Linked DNA regions of Homo sapiens: region 2 is linked to region 1. A link is a loop called in an ENCODE intact Hi-C map of the cell type or tissue named here. Cell type or tissue: OCI-LY7. All regions are shown on one strand.

What was found. A loop is a pair of places that touch in the nucleus more often than their neighbours do. Peaks named below come from ENCODE experiments on the same cell type or tissue, not always from the same donor. Only the 100,000 strongest peaks of a DNase experiment are listed, where the experiment ranks them.
Region 2: a loop joins it to region 1, with 3 times the contacts of the local background. A loop is called at or near these places in 2 of 110 quality-filtered maps.

Annotation. Positions count from the first base shown.
Region 1 is chr4:42,151,667-42,154,166 of GRCh38, forward strand. BEND4 (BEN domain containing 4) reads right to left here and starts at 989. Exons shown (of 6, transcript NM_207406.4): 1 at 866-989; 2 at 1-710. The coding sequence starts at 477. RefSeq lists an enhancer at 1-306 and silencers at 72-161, 362-681. In OCI-LY7, a CTCF peak has its summit at 981; DNase peaks (open chromatin) are centred at 675 and 1,065; H3K4me3 peaks cover 2,500 bases; H3K27ac peaks cover 1,423 bases.
Region 2 is chr4:41,993,583-41,996,082 of GRCh38, forward strand. The region is part of intron 1 of SLC30A9 (solute carrier family 30 member 9); the gene reads left to right. Among named protein-coding and RNA genes, the nearest start is that of SLC30A9, 4.3 kb to the left of the region's middle. In OCI-LY7, CTCF peaks have their summits at 1,015 (motif pointing right) and 1,260; no DNase peak of the experiment used is centred here.

The DNA of each region.
Region 1 (2,500 bases):
CTCCAGGCTGGCGCTGTCGCTACCCGTGCCGCCGGTGCCGGCGGCCGCCGCCGCGCCTGGGCCATACCTGACGACAGCGGCGAACGAAGACGACGAGGAGGCGGCGGGGGACGCGGGCGGCGGCTGCGCCGGAGTCCTCAAGTGGCCCTGGGATGTGGCGGGCGTGCAGGACGGCGACGACGACGAAGCGGCGGCGGCGGCCCGGCCGGGCCCGGGGGGGTAGGAGCTCTGCGCCTGGAACTGCTGCGGCGGCGGCTCGCTGCTGCTGATGGAGACGGCGGCGTGCGGCGCGAAGGGCGGCGGGGGCGGCGGGGGCGCCCGCACGTGCGGCAGCTCCACCAGGGTGGGTCGCTCGTAGCGCTTGGCCAGCGCCGGTCTCTTGCTGGGGAACGTCTTGAGGACGCTGTAGGGGCTGCGCTGCTTGTAGATTTTGGGGACGCTGGGCCCCTCCTCTGCCGGCTGCATCTCTTCCTCCATCCGGCGCCTCGGGGCCGGTCCCTCGGAGCACGTCCCCTCCCCGCCGGGCGCCGGGCTCCGAGGGTGCCTCCGCCGCCTGCCCGCCGGGTCTGCCCTGGTGCGCGCGTGTGGGAGGGTGTGTGTCTGTGCCGTGGCCGCCGCCGCCGCCGCCTGTCGCTGAGGCTGGCATCGCCGAGCCCCCGCGCGGGGGGCTGCCGCCCGAGCTCCTGATTGACAGGCTGCCTCGCCAATGCCTGGAGGGAGAAAGGAGGTAAAGAGCAAGTGTTTAGGGTAATATCTGCTAATGATAATGGGGGCGGGGCGGGGCCTGGCGCCGCAGCCGCCCGCGGGGTCTGCCTGGCGGCTCCGCGCCTCCGACGGGGAGCGGGGGAAGGGGGAAAGCGAGGACCTGGAGGACGCCCGGGAACTGGTGAAGAAGGTGGGGATCCGGGATCTGGCTACGGCGAGACTTTAGAGACCCAGATGTGGACTCGAGGCTTCTGCGGCTGCGGGCGGGGTCCGGCTTCCGAAACGAGCTCGTGGCGCCCCCTGCATGACCCCAAACTCTCGGGGTTGCACAGAGGAGGGGCTAGTCGTTGGGGCGGGGTCGTCAGAGTACGTGTGTATTACAGCAAGTTCTTCTACCAATCGGGAATTGCTCTCCGATCCTTCTGAAAAGAACCTCTTGAAGATCTTGGCCCGGGTGGTCGCGCGGTGTTTACGGGGCTTTGGGGTCCTGCTTTCCCCGAGCATCGCGGCCTCTGAGCTCATGCGGAACATAAAAGCTCGCAAGGCGTAGAACTTTTTCACGTTTTCATTTGTTTCCCGTAGGGGCCCCGAGAACGTGCATGACACCATGATTTCCCCCCCATTATAAAGATGAGAAAACCGAGGCTCTGAGAGGTTGAAGGGAATTGCCCAAAGTCAGACACTCGGGAGTGTGCGGCTGTGTTGCACTGACGCATCCAGGTTATTTGAAGTCAACTCCTCACTTCCCATAGCCAGTAGCCTCTGTGCAATTGAGTGGGGAAATGTCCTGATACCTCCCTTTGAGGTGATGATTACTTTCAACAGTGTCATTTTTAATATATGTATATGTACTTGCAAGCCCAGGGAAACACGAGAACTCACTCCTTGCATTGTTTTACTCACTGCAACTGGCGCCATCCGGCGAGGGTCTGGAGGGTGCCCAATTTCAGTAGCCGTTTGAATGAGAGATCTCAGTCGTTGGGAGGAAGATCCTCCATGGGATGCAGATGTCCTGGTCTCTCCCAGCCACTTTTTGGGGCAGAGGGTCCATTGCTCCCTATCCCAAATCACCCCTCTTCTAGGCCAACCAGCATACCCTGCCCCAGGTTTGCTTTTCAGCCTTCCTTTTTCGTTCTCCAGGTCAGAGTTCTGGATGCTCCTTGATGTAGGACCCTCATCTCTGCACTCTGAAGTTTGTTTCCTTTTCAGAGCCTTCCTTTTATTCTTAGGAAGGTGACCCATTTTCTTCTGGGGGTTCACATCTTTTGGCCTCTCTTTCCCTGGTCTCCTTCCCTTTGGAAGCTTTTTCTCTCTGCCTTGCTGGTTCAGCTTCTGTATTATTCCCCCCTAGATTGTCTCCCTCTCTCCTGCAGCTTCCTCAGATGGTGCTGTGTCCCCCCCCCAATCCATTTATTAGAGATGAAATAAATAATGCCATAAATATAAGTATTTGGGAGTCCAGGAACTGTCAGGGCTGATTAGGGCATAGAGGACATTTTCTTTCTCATTATGCAAAAGCATTTCATGGGGAAATAAAAGAGGTTTCATTGTAACTCATGCATGTCATATTTCAAGGAATTCAAGATATTAATCATATTTAACATTATTTGCAATGTTTCTCCCTGGCTTCTGAAAACTGCTAAATGAGGACACGTGGATCACTAGGAAAAGGAGACAAGCATGAGAGGGACAGTTAAGAAATAATGAAATGCTGGTGAAAGAGAAAGAGAATGAGATGCCAGGGAGATGTTTCTTAGGCACGTAAGTGAGAAATGGGGGAGCTACTTCTGAGACG
Region 2 (2,500 bases), 160 kb before region 1:
CGAATTTTTCATAATGATAATACCCCATATTGAGGGTGTGGGAAAACAGGAACTCTCTTAACTACTGATTGAAAACATAAACGGTTTATGCCCTCTGACCTAACAGTTTTTACTCAAAAGGATTTACTTTAAAGAAATAATCAAAATACATATTAAAATGTTTGCAGAAGTTTATTATAGTAATAAATTGGTAGTTCATAGTTATGGAGAGTGGGAAACTGAAATATATTATGATACCTTTATTATGGGCTGGTGATGTATACAACCATTTTTTTAAAAAATTATAATTCAGGGCTGGGTGTGTTGGCTCATGTCTGTAATCCCAACACTTTGGGAGGCCGAGGTAGGGGGATCACCTGAGGTCAGGAGTTCGAGACCAGCCTGGCCAACATGGTGAAACCCCATCTCTACCAAAAATACAAAAACTAGCTGGGCATGGTGGCGGGCGCCTGTAATCCCAGCTACTTGGGAGACTGAGGCAGGAGAATCACTTGAACCCAGGAGGTGGAGGTTGCAGTGAGCTGAGATTGCGCCACTGCACTCCAGCCTGGGCGACGAGCGAAACTCCATCTCAAAAGAAAAAAAAAAGTTATAATTTAGAAGAATAGTGACATGGAAAATACTCTTGTGTTATTAGGTAAAAACTGTAGAAAAATACAGTGAAAATATATACTGTGATATTAACAGTGAGTTTGTCTAAAAATTTTTTTATTTGTGTTTTACAAATGATCTACAGTACACATATACTTCTAAAGAATAAAAATGTTACTTAGTTTCTGTAGTAAGTATATCCTTTTTTATAAAAAGTTCTTTGGGTTAGGATAGAGCACATATTTCTTTTTTTCATGTATTTATACCTTGCCTCATTTGGCAAAAATTTGAGAGGGGAAGACACTTAAGTATACTAGATGAACACTGAAATTAATAAAAGTGTAATTTTTAAATAGAAAATAGAAATCAAACATACTATGTTATTATTGTCTCCAATCTGCTAGTATTTATTGTCATAAGAAAAGTAGGCTGAGAATTTAACTTTTATCCCCAGCAGAGGTCCCTCCTCCTCCTCAACCTCTTTAAATAACTAAGAGTATTGACAGTTACAAAAGACCAGTCTGGCCAACATCGTGAAACCTCATCTCTACTAAAAATACAAAAATTAGCTAGGCATGGTGGTGGGCGCCTGTAATGACAGCTACTCAGGAGGCTGAGGCAGGAGAATTGCTTGAACCCGTCAGATGTGGTCTCAAAAAAAAAAAAAAAAAAAGACCATTTAGACTGTCAATGCTCTTAGTTGTTTAAAGAGGTTGGGGAGGAGGAGGGACCTCTGCTGGGGATAAAAGTTAAATTCTTAGTCTGATTAAGAGAGCATTGACAGTTATAAAAGACCATTTAGGGCTGGGTGTGGTGGCTCACACCTGTAATCCCAGCACTTTGGGAGGCCAAGGTGGGCGGATCACCTGAGGTCAGGAGTTCTAGACCAGCCTGGCCAACATGGCAAAAACCTGTCTCTACTAAAAACACAAAAAAATTAGCTGGGCATGGTGGCAGGCGCCTGTAATCCCAGCTACTTGGGAGGCTGAGGTGGGAGAATTGCTTGAACCCAGGAGGCAGAGGCTGCAGTGAGCCGAGATCGTGCCATTGCACTCCAGCCTGGGCAACAAGAGCAAAACTCCGTCCCCCCACCAAAAAAAAGACCATTTAGGCAGGCAGACAGGAAGATTCTATGCAGATCAAGTTCATGATAGAATTTATTGTACTTAAGTATAAAATGAAGCTAACTGTAGTATGTGCCTCCTAGAGTTTTTGTGAATGAGAATCATTCAGCATTGGATGCCAGGCATTATAGTTGCTGATAGTGTAGTGCTGAACGAGGTGGATGGTTTCCACCTTTCTTCCACCAGAAATAAATATATTTAAAGTGCCATAGAAGAGATAGGCAGGATGATGGGCTAGAAAGTAGCCAGGATGGGCTATTTCATTCGATAAGATGGCCTAGGACTCCAGCTTTTCTGAGGTAATGACTGAGCCTAGGCATGAAAGATGAAAATGAGCAAGCCACGTGAAGGTCTGGGAGAAAGAGCAATTTGGGAAGAGTAAAGAGGAACTGTAAAGATCAGACTAGTATGTATATATGTATGTATTTTTGAGAAAGGGTCTTGCTCTGTCACCCAGGCTAGAGTGCACTGACAGGATCACAGCTCACCGCAGCCTTGACTTCCTGGGCTCCAGTGATCCTCCCACTTCAGCCTTCTGAGTAGCTGGGACCACAGGCTAGCGCCACCATGCCCAGCTAATTTTTATATTTTTGTTAGAGACTGGGTTTCACCATGTTATCCAGGCTGGTCTCAAACTCCTGAGCTCAAGCATTCCACCCATCTCGGCCTCCCAAAGTGCTGGGATTTTAGGTGTGAGCCACTGCGCCTGGCCCAGACAAATAGTTTTAAGGAGCAGAAAGAAACCTGTTGTGTCTAGGGTATGGTGGGGTGGTATGAAAATAAAT